Linked DNA regions of Homo sapiens: region 1 is linked to region 2. The links are chromatin loops, found by intact Hi-C in ENCODE. Cell type or tissue: HCT116. All regions are shown on one strand. Each heading gives the region's core, and the rest is flanking DNA. Links, peaks and the distances in the headings are about the cores only. Region 1 overlaps DENND1A (DENN domain containing 1A). Region 2 overlaps NEK6 (NIMA related kinase 6).

Evidence for each region. A loop is a pair of places that touch in the nucleus more often than their neighbours do. Peaks named below come from ENCODE experiments on the same cell type or tissue, not always from the same donor. Only the 100,000 strongest peaks of a DNase experiment are listed, where the experiment ranks them.
Region 1: a loop joins it to region 2, with 5 times the contacts of the local background. A loop is called at or near these places in 8 of 110 quality-filtered maps.

The regions. Positions count from the first base shown.
Region 1 is chr9:123,540,200-123,548,529 of GRCh38, reverse strand. The region is part of intron 13 of DENND1A (DENN domain containing 1A); the gene reads left to right. Among named protein-coding and RNA genes, the nearest start is that of MIR7150, 59 kb to the right of the region's middle. In HCT116, for the core only: a CTCF peak has its summit at 4,369 (motif pointing left); a DNase peak (open chromatin) is centred at 4,359.
Region 2 is chr9:124,316,678-124,325,007 of GRCh38, reverse strand. It overlaps NEK6 (NIMA related kinase 6), which reads right to left. Exons shown (of 10, transcript NM_014397.6): 5 at 3,439-3,549. Among named protein-coding and RNA genes, the nearest start is that of NEK6, 63 kb to the right of the region's middle. RefSeq lists enhancers at 254-303, 314-393. In HCT116, for the core only: a CTCF peak has its summit at 4,510 (motif pointing right); a DNase peak (open chromatin) is centred at 4,487.

The DNA.
Region 1 (8,330 bases), core at 319-8,318, 780 kb after region 2:
TACGTTTAACTTTTTGAGGAACCTCCAAAATGTTTTTCACAGAGTCCGTGCTTTTGTTAAGTGGGTAGCAGTGTCTGTGGGAAGCACGAATATGGACCCAAGAATATCTGTAGGAAAAGTTCATGAAACATTTGTTTTATTTTCCGGTATATTTTAGGCAAGTGGATAAGGAATTATAGCCAAAACCTACAGGCCGGAGCTAAGCAGATTCATTGATGGGGGAGTGTAAAGGGGACTGCAGAAGGGGCTGGTAACTTGCTAATTAACATTTTTTCCCATTTTAGTGGTCATCTGAAGTCAAGATCATGTCCTGGGAATGAAGCAAGGATAAGGGGAGGTGCTTCTGCCCCAGGACTTCAGGGACCATCACTATAGCTCTGTGGCTCTAAGTGGCTAAGGAGGCCACCGAATGTGATGGAAGGAGTATGGCCTTTGGAATCACCTGGGTTTTAATTCTAGTTCTGTCATCTACTAGAAGATGACTCTGGAAGTTACTTCACCATCCTGAGACTCACTTTTCTCATGTGTAAGATGTAAATAATGCCTAGCTAGCAGGACTCTTGAGAAAAATAGCAATAATATGCACCAAACACCAGCATAGTGCCTTGCTGATAGTAGATGTTAACTAAATGATAGTGACCATCCCTGGGTGACAAAGTAAAGGAGGAAGGGAAAGATGAGACTGCGACATTCTAGAATAGTGGTGTCCATACTTGTTCAACAAGTGCCCAAGAACCTGGAGCCATGCAAAACACCCTGAAATTATTCTGGCCCATTTAATTCTTTCTTTTGAACTAATTGTGAAAGTATGGCTTTTATCTCAAATGATACATAAAGGATTTGAAATAAATCACATATTTAATTATTTCCTTTAATATTTATTTATTTATTTATTCATTTTATTGCCCACCAGCAATTATGGACAAATAGGGGTGGAAGGTACCAAGAGTTGAAAATCAGAGTCATTTAAAAAATTACAGTCAGGTTTTGTTTTTGTTTTGAGACAGAGCTTCACTCTTGTTGCCCAGGCTGGAGTGCAATGGCGACATCTCAGCTCACCACAACCTCCGCCTCCCAAGTTCAAGTGATTCTCCTGCCTCAGCCTCCTGAGTAGCTGAGATTACAGGCATGCGCCACCATGCCCAGCTAATTTTGTATTTTTAGTAGAAACAGGGTTTCTCCCTGTTGATCAGGCTGGTCCCAAACTCCCAACCTCAGGTGATCTGCCTGCCTTGGCCTCCCAAAGTGCTGGGATTACAGGCGTGAGCCACCACACCCGGCCCTACAGTCAGTTTTTTAAATGCATATGAGAAAATATAATTGAGGCTTAATTCATCAAAACATTTGTTGCCTATTGAGAAAAAATGACCATTGTTCAATATTGGCACCAAATCTCCACTGCCCACGTCACAGGGACACTGATGTTGTTCAGAACCCAGTTTGAGAGTCTTGTTACCTTGGAGTCACACAATAAATGATCAATGAACTGGGAACCATTGTTCTAGAAGTAGACTGCCCAAGTAAAAAGTAGCTCTCTAAGTGAGAGAAGATGGGAACTAGCAGGAAATCCACTTAAACACTATGATCAATCTCAACTGAATGATTTCAAAGAGCATAACTGAATATGATCAAAATGAAATTTCCCATATGTTCAAATGAAATTCATATGAAATACTTGAAAAATAAAACATAGCTAGTATATCTTGCACCATCCTGGAGGAATTCTAGGCTTTAACTTGATCTCATTTAATAATCCTGGCTCCTTTCTTACTTTGCTCCTTTAAAGCATGGGGCCATGTTTTATACACATTGATGTCCCTCACATAGTCTGGTATTAGTAGGTGCTCATTAAATGTTGACTGACTGGATGAACAAATGAATGACTGATACCTGTTTCCCCATGCTATACATCAGAAAGGCTGGTGGTCATATTTCAGTGTTGCACAATAGAGATACTTAGTTGTTGTTTTTTTTTTTTGAGATGGAGTCTCGCTCTGTCACCCAGGCTGGAGTGCAGTGGTGCGATCTAGGCTCACTGCAAGCTCCGCCTCCCAGGTTCACACCATTCTCCTGCCTCAGCCTCCCAAGTAGCTGGGACTACAGGCGCCTACCACCACGCCCGGCTACTTTTTTTTTTGTATTTTTAGTAGAGACGGGGTTTCACTGTGTTAGCCAGGATGGTCTTGATCTCCTGACCTGGTGATCTGCCCACCTTGGCCTCCCAAAGTGCTGGGATTACAGGCGTGAGCCACCTCGCCCGGCCAATACTTAGTTTTAAAACGTATCAGCTGCAGCTTCATCTTAGAACCTGAGAGGAATAAGCCACACAAACACCACATCACGAATGTGTAAATGTAAAGCGAAGGCACAGCCCAGCAGCTGCATGGTGGCTAACCACAGGCATTTAGAGTTAGGGAGGATCATCTCCTGCAGAATTGTCATGACCAGTAAATATTCTCTTCTAGTTAGAAATACACAAGAGAGGACTATAGTCATGGATTAAGCTGAAGCCACCACGGCAGTTTTAAATACTCTATCTTTGTGGAAGCAGTGGCAAAGAGAAACGGTTGCTGCTACTGGTGTTTTAAAATCAGATGTTCTCACTTTAGGGTCTCTCACTTTTTCAGTGAGACTCTGAAAAGGAAATCTTTCTGATCCATTTTCAAGCAATGATAACATTTGACAATTTGCAGCCTGAAATGGTGCTAAGTGACTTCATATGCATAGCTAGACTATGAACTTCTTAAGAACAGGAGATCTTGGGAATGGGCGTGGTGTCTCACACCTGTAATCCCAGCACTTTGGGAGGCTGAGGTGGGCGGATCATGAGGTCAGGAGATCAAGACCATCCTGGCTAACACAGTGAAACCCCGTCTCTACTAAAAATACAAAAAAATTAGCCAGGTGTGGTGGCGGGCGCCTGTAGTCCCAGCTACTCAGGAGGCTGAGGCAGGAGAATGGTGTGAACCCGGGAGGCGGAGCTTGCAGTGAGCTGAGATCGTGCCACTGCACTCCAGCCTGGGCGACAGAGCGAGACTCTGTCTCAAAAAAAAAAAGAACAGGAGACAGGAGATCTTATTCCTATGCCCCCAGCACACAGTTGATGGAGGGATGGTGGATTTGTTCTGTATAGGACATTATGATATCTGTGATGATTAGAGGATACAGTTGTGTTGATTTCATCCCCACCCTCAGTTCTTGGATATATATCTTCACTGATTTTCTGTGGGGTGCGGTTGCATTCTCTGAAATATATGACTACATGACATTCAGGCTTAGGCTACCCTTCCACAAGAAAATTGAAGCCTTCTCCAGAAGACAGTGGAATGTCATGTTTACTCATGTATCCTTGGCACAGAACCTGATACATAGAAGGTGCTCAGTAGGATGTGAATGAATGAAGTTGTCATAGTTCTTTTTTTTTTTCTTTTTGAGACGGAGTCTTGCTCTGTCGCCCAGGCTGGAGTACAGTGGCGCGATCTCAGCTCACTGCAAGCTCCACCTCCCGGGTTCACGCCATTCTCCTGCCTCAGCCTCCCAAGTAGCTAGGACTACAGGCGCCCGCCACCACGACCGGCTAATTTTTTGTGTTTTTAGTAGAGACGGGGTTTCACCGTGTTAGCCAGGATGGTCTTGATCTCCTGACCTGGTGATCCGCCCACCTTGGCTTCCCAAAGTGCTGGGATTACAGGCGTGAGCCACCACGCCTGGCACATAGTTCTTATTTATAATGTCCTTAGTTGTTTGGAAGCTATAAAACAGCTTCGTTAAATAAATCATTAAGACCTGAAGTCTTAAGGAAAAGAAAAGAACAGCATTTGTTATATGCTAGGCTCTTTATATATATTCCCCTTTTTACAGCCCCCCTGTGGAGAGCATGCACAGCCCCATTTTACTGATGAGAAACTGAGGCTAGGAAAGATTGTCACTTTTTAAGAAGTGGCAGAGACAGGATTGGCCCCTCCATCTGCCTGGTTCTGGTGACCATGCTCTTTTCTCTGACTGCACTCCACAATGGTGATTACCATGTGGTTCATATTACATGTGATTTGAGGGCATTTCAGAAGAAAACTGAGTTGGTTCCCTCTTAGGAGTCAATTTCTCTAATCTATACAAGTGTTTCTTGACAAATACAGGTTAAACTAACAACCTTTATAAACTATTTTGCAAGGGGTAATGTCAAAATTTTATATATCTTTTTTAAAACATTCCTTTAATAGATAATTTTAATTGGCTAATATTTTGTTGTTTAAATATTTGATATTTGTAGTGATAATTGGATGAAAACTTAAAACGCTGGGAAGTGTAGCCCTTCCTCCTCTTTTCCTGGGCTGACACCTAGTGGCTAGCTTTCTCACAGCAGTGTTAATCCATATTTCTTGTTGGTTGTTTTTCAGTTGATGTTAGGATTTTACAAAAGCAAATTATTGACAATCATGATAAAAGCCACATTCATATAAGGTTTATTTATTAGGGATTGTATTAACAATGGAATTTTGATTTATAGTGAATTTGAAGTCTATTATAGTCAAGCCTTGTTAGCACAACATGGAACAAGCATTTGAAATCTTACAATAGTGGTCCCCACCGCAGACCTGACCAGGGCACTGACTTGCACACACACTGACAAATAAGACCTGGTCACTGTTAAAGACAGTGAGAGGCAGAGAAGGAAAGGAAGCAGAGAGTTGCAGTAAGGGGTGGGAACTGCTATAGTAGAATGTGCAAGCTGGGAGACATTTCAGCACAGGGCTAATCACTGCAGATTGGGTGCTGCGGGGAAGCTTCCCAGGGACGGATGTGTCTGGAATAAGGCCTTACCGGAGGAATAGGAGCTCCCCAGGAGCAGGGGGCAGGAAGTAGCACATGCAGAGGCAAGCGGCCTTGACAGCATGTGGCACGGTCGGGTACTGTGAGTGCCCCTGTGGCTGGAGCAGGGACAGAAGGAGCGTGGCTGAGGACGAAGCAGAGGAGTGGTCAGTTTCCAGGCCATAAGAGACTGTGTTGGCCTCTACAGGATTCAGCACTAATGTCATAAGCCAGCATTTCCAGAACCCTGTTCCTTGAACTATTAGACCCAAAGATATTGATATATTTTCTGATCCCATAGAATTTGGAATTGTTACACTTTACATCTACTGTAACTTTTTAAATACATTAACAATGTACACTACTGAAGCCCAGCTGTAGAGAAATCTGGATCACTTTGTTTAACCCAGCATTTTTCAGACCTTTTCCACAAAATACATATCAGCATTCCATGCATCTAGTACTCCTCACAGCAGTTTACGAAGCACTGCTAGAGCTAATGGCTGATGGTTAATTTTTCTTGCTCTGAGACCATGGAATTAGGATACCAGCTGGGTTCATTTTTACCCGTTCCATGACTGGGAATCTCAAAAACAGGAAAGCACATTGTTTTTCCAAAGCATTTCTTGTCTGGCCAGACAGAGGTTTGGGGCCAACAGGTGGTCCTGAGACGCAGAGCTGAGCCGCCATTCGGCTTTCCCAGCTCAGGACGGCAGGCTGCTCTACTTGGTCCTCTAGGTCCAGCAGCTTAATCAGTGTGTCAGTCAGGATCTAAGGACAACAGAGACTACTTTCATTGTTTACAACAGAGGGGAAATAATGCAAGGAAGTGGTTACACAAGTGATGGAGGAGCTGAAATTCAAAAGAAGACAGGGAGGCAATCCAGAGATTAGTAACAGCAGAGGTGGTGTTCGTGAGGCCAGAGGCCAGGGTCACTTGACCACAGCTGGTCCCTGCGGGTCTGTGCAGTGGGTGCTTGAGTCAGGGAGGAGGTGAACCATTGCTAGACAGCCCACCCAAGCAGAGAGAGCGTGAAGAGATACTCAAACTTTTCCCTTCCACTTTCCTCCTCCTAATCTCTCGCTGGTGCCTTGCATGGGCCAAACCAAGCGGAAACCAGCTGATCTGGGAGCCCAGGGAACTCAGTGTGCAAAGGTCACCCTCCTGTCTGTAGAGAGCAGAGCAGAAAAGTGGGGTGAGTCTGAGGTCAAGCAGGCTGAGAACCAGCACTGCCAGATCCCAGAGAATAAGGCTATTTGGTGATCGCTCCCCCTCATCCCTTCCCCAGGCAAATGAATAGCATAATGAAGTGAAAGACCCCTTGACTTGAAGTTAGACTTGATGCTAACCTGGACTCTGCCTTTTCTAAGCTGTGTGACTCTACACAAGTTACTATACCTTTCTGAACCCTATTACCTCAACTGTACAATAGGTAAGGGAATCTCGACTTAAACGATACCTTCATAGAGCTTCCTTGACATGTGTCTGGCTGGTTTCTATTTTATAATGAAATAAGAATGAGGTATTTAAAACTTTATGGGCTTAGCCTGGAGCTAACAGGAATGTCAAAAATTCACATATGTTGATTGACTACCCCCCAAACTTCAGTGAATTTGCTGACGTTTTATTAGCTACCAATTACTATCTAACAGATGTCTAATTTCTTAATGTATTCTCTTTCTGGAGGCACACAGGTAGAGGAAAGCTTGCAAAGTGTTCGATGGAATATTTGAGTGTTGGAGAGGCACTGTGTGTGCACTGTAGTTTGGTACTGGCTAAGGAAGGTTGAGATTCCAGGAGAGCTACTTTTTCAGAGCTATGAAACTTTGGGAAGCCCTCCCTCCTCCCTGAACCGCAGGTTTTTCATTTGTTAAGTGGGGATAAAAATGCCACCCTCGTAAAATTGTTTTCAGAATTAAATGCGATGGCAGATGGGAAGTACTCGTCCTCTGTGCATCTTTCCTGCCCTCCACAGCAAACTTTTTATCCAGTGAATGCCCAATTCACCAGCAGTCACATTCCATGGAGGCGTGGCAGGATTTTTGGAAACCCTTTAACTGGAGATTATTTATGTTTGGCTTGCTGGTCCCTGTTAGTGATGTGACCTGGCAGGTCTCCACTCAACCCTGTTTCCATCAGTCACAGCTCACTGGCATTATTCATAAGCTAGTTGCTTGGGACTTTTCTTTGCTCATATTCCTACTGCGAGGAATGTTCACTCTCGTCTTCACAATAAAATGGTCTGGAGGTTTTGAGGTTGTCTTGAGCAAGTCAGCTGCCAGCTTAAAAGGTCATTATCTGTTCTCTGAAGGGAAACTTTTATCCCGGGTTGATTAGTTTTATCCTGGGTTGATAAGTGTTTATGCAAAAGAAGTAGGGGTAGGAAAAACCTGGTACTCACTGAACTCCTACTTCTTGCCCTTTATGTATATTTTCTTGGTTAAATGTACACAGTATTATCCCCAACTTGCTAAATAAGAAACATAAAGCAGAGAGAATTGAAATTACTTAATGCAACAACTTTGCTCAAACATTTACCAAGACCCTACTAAACCAGGGGACTATTCTAGATGCTTGGAATTGCAGCAGTGAACAAAATGAAGTCCTAGTCCTCAAATCTCTTCTACCTTAGGAAGACACAGAGAGTAAACAAAGATGAAAATCAACATATAATATGTCTGATGGTAATAAGTGTTATGCAGAAAAAGAAAGCTAAGGAAGAAGATAGAGAAAGCTCCTGGGTGAGGTGAGGTAGGTGCCAAGAAGAAAGAGTCGGACTAGAGCCAGGTCTGTCTGCCTCTAGAACTCACGGTTTTTCCACTGGTCCCATGCTGCTTCCGATCCTCTTTGGTGATGGTTTCCAGCATCTAGGGAGGAAACATGAACTCCTCTAGCATCTTGCTTCTTAGTCTAAAGCTGATAATTCAATGTGTCAGGGTGGTGACTTTGCATTCCTGGGGTACAGAAAACATTTTTGCCGTACTCCCTGCTGTCAGCAGCATGTAGCTGTTTCTTTCGTCTCTCTGGTTTCACAGACACATTTAGTCTTGATGCAGAAAGCATCTTGCCAGCTTGGACTCGAGCCCTAGTGCTGAGGAGACCAGTCTGTCCTAAAGGAGGGTCTCTGTGACTGCTGGGCTCAAAGGAACTCATCACTTCTTTTTTCTCTTCTTCCAAAAAGTGATGCTCCAGGGAGTGGCTTATGTCATCTTAATACCTGTTTCCTGATCTTTAGGACTCACCAAGACAGTCTAATTCTATTTTTAAAAATGCTGCCACCTCCTCTGTACCAGGCCCAGTGGCAGGCACTGAAGAAAAGAGATGGAACCTACTTAACAGGAGTCAGCCAGACCTGGGTTCCAAGTACCACTTTTCTATTTCTGTAATTTTGGGCATGCTACTTAACTCCTTAGCTTCAGTTTTGTCATCTGTAAAATGGGAAGAATAAATGTAATCTGCCTCACAGGATTGGTGTGAAGATTAAGTTAGATAATACAGCATGGTACCTGGCTCTTCGTAA
Region 2 (8,330 bases), core at 28-8,027:
AGATGGGGTTTCACCACGTTAGCCAGGCTGGTCTCGAACTCCTCACCTCAGGTGATCTGCCTGCCTCGGCCTCCCAAAGTGCTGGGATTACAGGCGTGAGCCACCACGCCTGGCCCCCTTAGCCCACTTCTAATAACACCAGTAACCATTGATATGGGAGACTGAGCTCAGAGGTTCAGGAACATGCCCAAGGTCACCCAGCACCCAGCTGGGACCCAGGTCTGGGTGCTTCCCACGGTGGGACAGTCGCAGTGGGGAGCCCCTGACCTCGCCGTAAATCCCCTCGAGGCTGTTCTGAGGTACAATTCTGGGAGGCCCTCTCAGGTGAGCCGTCCCAGGTCTCAGCACAGACCCCACCCCCAGGCCACCTCCAGGCCTGTGGCGGGCCAGGCCGGGATGTTATTCACGCTGTGATGTGAGTGAATCCTCATTACAGCATTTAAGCAGGGACGCGCGTGGCCGAGAGTGGTGATTTTCTAAATGTCATGTCCTATAAGCGCTGTCTGACATTTAGCGGGGAGGCGCAGAGTCTCTGGTGGGTTCTGGGGCTACGGCAGCTCCTAGCTTCACTCTTCCTCGTAAATAACTCGGGCACCATGGCTGTGATGGCGCAGCTCAGCCCTTGAGGCTGCAGGCTCTCGGGACACAATCCCTGCTGCCTGACAGCCTCTGAGGCCAGTGGGGCGACCATGGGGTATCCCCTGTTCCTCTGGAAACCCAGAGGTGGCCTGAGAGCAGGCAGAACCAGGGGAACCGAGCTCCCACCAAACCCCAGGCATTGTGCTGGTATGTTACAGATGAGGCAACTGAGGCACAGGGACCCGCCTGAGGCCATCCAGGGGACGTGTCTTACTCGAGTGGGTCTCTGCACTGCCAGGCCTCCCCTGCTGGCGGCTGCACCGAGCCAGCTCTGCAGGTGAGGGCCCCTGAGCCGGGTTGGAGGGAACGGGAGCAGGCAGGGACAGTGGGGGGAGAGAGGTGGGGACTGTGGGAGGGGGAACCATGCCAGGTGAGGAGGAAGGACCCGAGGCGTGGGGGGCCAGGTGGCTGCTCAGAAACTGAGGCCACACCCATCCTAGACTCAATCCTGCTGGGTTCATGACTGACTTGAACCCTGAGCCAGTGTTGGCTCTGGTGAAGCCAAGGAAGGGGTGCACAGGGAAGGAGACACCCCATCCCAGGCCTGGCATAGAGAAGGGATGCTGGATAGAATGCCCCCATGTCTCCTCTTCTCTCTCAGCTGAGGGAGACTGCACCTGGCCTGGGTTTCCTGCAATGCTCCCTCCAAGAGGTTCCCGGGGACAGGGTGGAAACTGAGGTTCAGGGAAGAGGGATTTGCCCAGCCCCAGCCCCCCATCTGCCTGTCTGACGGCAGCCCCACTCCGTGGACTGAGAGGCCACAGTGTCTGGGCTCCACTGGGGCTGAGAGGGTGAGGCGTCCTCTCCACGGGCTGCGTTCCCGTGTGGCAGCAGGGAGAGGCCTCTCCTTCATCTCCTGCTCCTCCTCCGTCCCTGCCCTCACCTCTCCTTCCACCCGGCCTCCAGTCTTTCTTCTAGAACACAGAGCTGACCACGTTTGTTCACCGCCATGAATCTTAGGAAGCTTCTCTGACCTTAGGGCCTGGTCCTGGACCCCGAGCCTGGAGCAACAGGCCCTACGTGATCCGGTGGTCTCCATCTCAGCTCCCTTCCCTTTCCCATCCCTGTGGGACCGTTTCTGCTTCTGGACAGCCCACCTCCCCTAACAGCTCAGCTCAGTGTCACCTCCTCCAGGAAGCCTTCTCTGACTCCCACAGGCCCTGCACATGGCTTGTTCACACTGGCTCCTAACTACTCATTCGAGGGTCTGTTTTCCTGTTAGAATCTGGGATCCCTGAGGGCAGGAGCCATGCTGGCGGCAACCCTAGTTCTTGGCATGAGGGCTGGCACACAGTGGATACACGATGCTTGTATGTTCAGCAAGGGAATCCGTGTGAAGGAGAAACAAGTAAAGCGGGGGCGGGGGAGAGGAAGAGCTAAGACATGATCTAGCACATCTGTTCCCACCAGGGATCTGTGTGCAGATTAACATCCCTGCAAAGGCATTAATATGTCAACGGAAATGTAAGAGCAGGTGATAACAGCTCAAGTAATGCCACTTCCCAGTGACGCCTGTATTCCTAGGACCCAAATTTCAGAAGAGCACTGAGCAATTGCTCAATCCCCAGTGCCTGATGGGAAAGACAGAGAACCCACATCCGGCCCCGTTTCTAAGTGCGGCTGTGAGCAGGGTGGGGGCTCCAGCGGGGCCCAGCCTCACTTGGGAGCAGGCAGGCTGCATCCAGGGTAGAGAGGTGATGGGGCCACAGCAGGGCCCTGGGGACAGAGGTCCAAGCCAGTAGGGACGTGAGGACCTCCACTAAGGAGCAGTGGAGTAGGGGCTGAAGGTTTGGGCCTGGGGGTCAGGCAGGCCTGGGGGCTTCCACCTAGAGGCTGAGGTGCCTTGGGCAGGAGACTAGACCTCTCTGAGCTTTGCTATTTGAGGACGGCGGGGACTCAGTGAGGGACGCATGAGCGTACTGGGCTGGGTGGAGGCTGGCAGGAGGTGCTGCTGTTTCACTGAAGCTGCAGTGGTCCTGGACACCAGACTCATGGTGAACTCCGCCCTGTGCCCTGGGTGGTGGGATGAGGCAGGTGAAGATGTATGTAGGGGCGTGGAGCATGAGCCAGTCCTGGCGCTGAGCCTGCCCATGTGACTCGAACAGTCACTCAATCTCTTGAAGACCCCAGGCCTGGGTGTCAGCCCTAACATGGAAATGAAGTTCCCCCTCTAGGGCTGGGGAGAGCATCTTGGGACCATGTCCACCAAAGGGTCCCAGGCCAGGAAAAGAGACCTGGGCCACAGGCATGGCTCTGTACCCACAATGCTGGGTATCCTCAGGCAAGTCTCTTAACCTCTCTGGGCTCAGTTTTCCCCTTCTTTAAAATGAGGTAGTGGATCTACAAGATGCTTTCCCAAGAGCTGGGGTCTGACCAAACGGGGTGCTGCCCCTGCTCCTTCTGTGAGGCAGGAGAAGTGGCTCATGTGCCTGTGGTAGGCTGGGGCACTGGGGGTGGCCAGAGGAGTTCCTTCTGCCCATGGCTGGCCCCCTCCCAGCCACCATCCTGTCTTGGCACCACCTTCGCCTTGCTTTTGCATATGGGCTCTTTTGAGCTGAGCTTCCCTGAGGCCAGTGGAAAGAAAGAGGCCTCCAGCAACAGCAGCTGGGGACGGACCCTGAGAGGCCCTCACCAGACTGCAGCTGAGGCCTGTGGGCATCTGCAGGGGGGCGCCCAGGGTCCCCGGGTGGCCGCCTCTGGCTAAAGGCAGAGCATTGTGGGACTGGGCTAAAGGAAGACTGCCACCTTTGGCTCCAGATCTGCGCAGCCCCCAGCACCCCCACCCCGCCAGGCGCTCACCTTGATCATCTGCGAGAGGTCCCCTGCGTCAGCCAACTCCAGCACAATGTTCAGCTCGTTGTCTTCGATAAACGAGTCCAAATACTTGATGATATTTGGGTGGTTCAGTTGCTGCATGAGGAGGGAAAGAGGGAAGGGGGCACCAAGTGAAGACGGGACAGACCCAGTGCCTGCCTGCCACCGGCACCCTGCTGGCACCCGGTCACTGAGGCCCTGGCATTTGCTAGAGAAGTGGGTCCCAGGGAAAGAAAGGCCTGTGCTGGGGAGTCAGGAAGGCCTGGGTGACACTGGGAAAGCCACTTTGCATCCCCAAGTCTCAGATTCCTCATCTGTAAAACTGGCATAATGTTTTGAAGCATAGTTGTGAAGACGACATGGGTCAATACTCTTGAAATGTGTAACAGGGCAGCCGCACAGAGCTATGTGAGACTCAGCATGGACTTGTGGAAAGGACCCTCCCCCTCCTCCTCACCACCCCGACCCTGAGGGCGGCATTGGGCCCCACCTCTCTGTCCCTGTGCCCAGACACGGCCAGCCTGCAGGTGCTCCTCAGAAGGACCATCTCCTGCCTTCATCCTTCCCACTCTTTCTCAATTCCTGACCTATCTCTTGTAAAATCATTTTTTTTAAAATATTTTTTTGTAGAGATAGGATCTCACTATGTTGCCCTGATTGAAACTGAACTTCTAGGTTCAAGCGATCCTCCCACCTCACCCTCCTGAGCAGTTGGGACTACGGCTGCATGCCACCATGCCTGGCCCTTGTGAAATGTTGAAAAAAATCCCTGGAGGCATGAGAGCTGCCCGGCTGATTTGCTCATGCTGAGACGCTGCCTCTGTCCTTCGCACCACCGCCTGCATGTTTGCTGCAGTGGAGCATGGAGCTGGACAGAACGGTGCCCCCCTGGCTGGAAGTCAGGCCCTCCAGGCTAAGAGGAGCCCCTGGCATCTGTTCATAACAAAGCTGACTGTTTATATCAAAGAGACTCCAGGATCTGGGAAAGCAGAGGGGACTCGAATATCCTGCCCTGGTGTGGGTGTGGTCAGCCTAGTCCAGACACCAGCCAACCACCAGAGGCCGATAGTGAGCACATTTCCCAAAAGGCCCGGAAGTCGTTGGGAGAAGGATGCACTGTGCCCATCCGTGGATTCTAAAATGAGGGGAGCCTGGGCAGATGTTACAGAGCCATGCAAGCCCCTATTCATTCATTCATTCATTCCCCAAGCCAGCCCCCCATGTGTGGGCCCTGGGGGCCAGAGCAGGCTCAGCCACTGGCCCCAGCTCCTCCCCATGCGTCCATCCTCTCACCAGGTCCCCCCAGAGACTGATCCCTGTCTGCTATGGCGCCCACTGCCTGTCCAAGTCCTCAAACCCCTGCTCTGGACCAAGGTCTGGCCCTGAGGTGGGTGTGCTGGCCCCTGCCTGCCCCTCAGCCAGCAGCGCTGTGGCTCAGTGAATATCCAGACACCACTGCGAGGAACCAGGCACCCTGCACAGCTGAGGACGCAGGTGCAGCACATTCAATCCTGGTTCCCAGGGGTGGCTGGGAGGGAGCCCTGTTGCCATCTTAGCAGCAGGCTCCCCTGTGGAAGAACCTTGGTCAGTAACAAATGTAGGTAATTTACACAGGGTGACTAGACTTCAGAAGGCGGCACACAAAGCAATCCTAAGCAAAAAGAACAAACCTGGAGGCATCACGTTACTGGACTTCAAACTATACTACAAGCCTATGGTAACCAAAACAGCATGGTACTGGTACAAAAATAGATACATAGACCAATGGAACAGAATATAGAACTCAGAAATAAAGCAGCATACCTACAACCACCTGATCTTCAACAAAGTTGACAAAAATAAGCAATGGGGAAAGGACTCCCTACTCAATTAACTGGCTAGCTATATGCAGAAGAATGAAACGGAACCCCTACTTTTCACCATGTGTAAAAATTAAATCAAGATTGATTGAAGACTTAAATGTAAGACCTCAAACTATAAAAATCCTAGAAGAAAACCTAGGAAATACCTTTCTCAGCGTTAGCCTTGACAAAGAATTTAAGACCAAGTCCTTAAAAACCATTGCAACAAAACCAAAAACTGACAAGTGGGACATAATTAAATGAAAGAGCTTCTGCATGGCAAATGAAATGATCAACAGAGTAAACAGACAATTGACAGAATGGGAGAAAACATTCATAAACTATGCATCTGACAAAGGACTAATGTCCAGAATCTATAAGGAACTTAAATCAATAAAAAAAAACAAAACATTAAAAAGTGAGCAGAGGAGGCTGGACATGGTGGCTCACGCCTGTAATCCCAGCACTTTGGGAGGCTGAGGTGGGCGGATCATTGAGATCAGGAGTTCGAGACCAGCCTGGCCAACATGGCAAAACCCCATTTCTACTAAAAATACGAAAATTAGCCAGGCATGGTGGCAGGTGCCTGTAGTCACAGCTACTCGAGAGGTTGGGGCAGGAGAATCGCTTGAACCTGGGAGGCGGAGGTTGCAGTGAGCTGAGATTGTGCCACTGCACTCCAGTTTGGGTGACAGAGTGAGATTCTAAAAATAATAAAAATAAAAATAAAAAATAAGTAAATAGGCTGGGCGCAGTGGCTCACGCCTGTAATCCTAGCACTTTGGGAGGCCAAGGTGGGTGGATCACCTGAAGTCAGGAGTTCAAGACCAGCCTGGCCAACATGGTGAAACTCCGTCTCTACTAAAATACAACAATTAGCCGAGCATGATGGTGGGTGCCTGTAATCCCAGCTACTCAGGAGGCTGAGATGGGAGAATCGCTTGAACCCGGGAGACGGTGGTTGCAGTGAGCCAAGATCATGCCACTGCACTCCAGCCTGGGTGGCTGAGCAAGACTCTGTCTCAAAATAAAAAATAAATAAATAAAAATAAAATAAAGAGTAGGAAGAGGACATGAACAGTGATTCTTCAAAAGAAGACATACAAGCAACTAACAAACAGGAAAAAAATGCCCAACATCACTAATCATCAGAGAAATGTAAATCAAAACCACAATAGGCTGGGTGCAGGGGCTCATGCCTATAATGCCAGCACTTCATGAGGCTGAAGTGGGAGGGCTGCTTGAGCCCAGGAGTTTGAGAACAGCCTGGGCAACAGAGTGAGACCTTGTCACTACAAAAAAAAATTAGCTGGGCTTCGTGGTGCAGGCCTGTAGCCCAAGCTACTTGGGAGGTTAAGGTGGGAAGATCACTTGATTCTGGGAGGCTGATGCTGCAGTGAGCCATGATCACACCACTGCACTCCAGCTTAGATGATAGGGTGTGACCCAGTCTCAAAAAAAAAAAATTACAATGAGATACCATTTCACACCAGTCAGAATGGCAATTATTACGAAGTCAAAAAATAACAGATGTTGGTGAGGCTGCGAAGAAAAGGGAACACTTCTATGCTTTTGGTAGGAATGTAAATTTGTTCAGACACCGTGGAACAAAGTCTGGAAATTTCTCAAAGAACTAAAAATAGAACTACCATTTGACCCAGCAATCCCATTACTGGGTATATACCCAAAGGAATATAAATGGTTCTACCAAAAAGACACATGGGTTTGTATGTCCATCACGGCGCTATTCATAAAAGCAAAGACACCGAATCAATCTAGGTGCGCAGAAATGGTGGGCCGGATAAAGAAAATGTGGTACATGTATACAATAGAATATTATGCAGCCACAACAAAGAATAAAAGTCATGTCCTTTGCAGCAACACGGATGCAGCAGGAGGCCATTATCCTAAGAGAAATAACACAGAAACATATCTATACTGCATGTTCTCACTTTTATAAGTGGGAGCTAAATCCTGGGTACACACAAACATAAAGATGGAAACAGTAGACACACTGGGCTCTACAAGAGGGGGCGGGAGTGGGGCAAGGGCTGAAAAACTTCCCATTGGGTATGATGTTCACTATCTGCGTGACGGGATCAGAAGCCCAAATCTCAGCATCACACAATATACTCTTGTAACAAACCTGCATGTGTACCCTCTGAATCTAAAATAAAAATGGAAATTTAAAAAAGAAGGTGGGCCAGACGTGGTGGCTCATGTCTGTAATGCCAGCACTTTGGGAGGCCGAGGCGGGTGGATCACCTGAGGTCAGGCGTTCAAGACCAGCCTGGCCAACATGGTGAAACCCCGTCTCTACAAAAACACAAAAATTAGCCGGGTGTGGTGGTGCACACCTGTTATTCCAGCTACTCGGAGGTTGTAGTGAGCCGAGATCGCACCACGGCACTCCAGCCTGGGTGACAGAGCGAGACCCTGTTATCAAAAAAGGAAAGAAAGAAAAGAAAATCCTCTTGCCCAGATTTTGTGTTGAAAAGGACGTCCTGCGCGAACACTGGCCATCACATCGCTGCCCTCAGCACACATCATGCTCCATAGACATGTTTTTCAGTTACCAAAAAAAGTGTCAAAGCAAGTGAATGGCAAGTTGAAAGTGCCTTCAAATCTCTGAGACATGACCTACGGCGTGGGCAAGCTGCTATGAGGATAAATGGGAACACCCTGCTCCTTCACCCTCCTCTTGAACTTCACCTCATTATGTCACCAGGAAATCTCACAACCTCTCAGGGAGGACTCCCCAAAAACTGCCCAGGTCATCAGCAGTCCAGGCATGACACAGTTTCTCCAACAAGGGAGAAATGAGAGGGGTTGGGTAGGAAGTAAAGCCCCATCAAGGAGGCGCTGGTTCCTGGGGAGGGGAGGAGGGAGACTCCTCCCCCATTTCCCTGCACGTCTGAGGGCAGGGGGTTAAGGAAGGGCTCCCTTAAATGCCCAGGCAGTCTACACAGGCACAGGCAGAAAGGGGCTCCAGACGTCCATTGGGCTAAATCGCCAAGGTCCAGAGAGGGGAAGGGA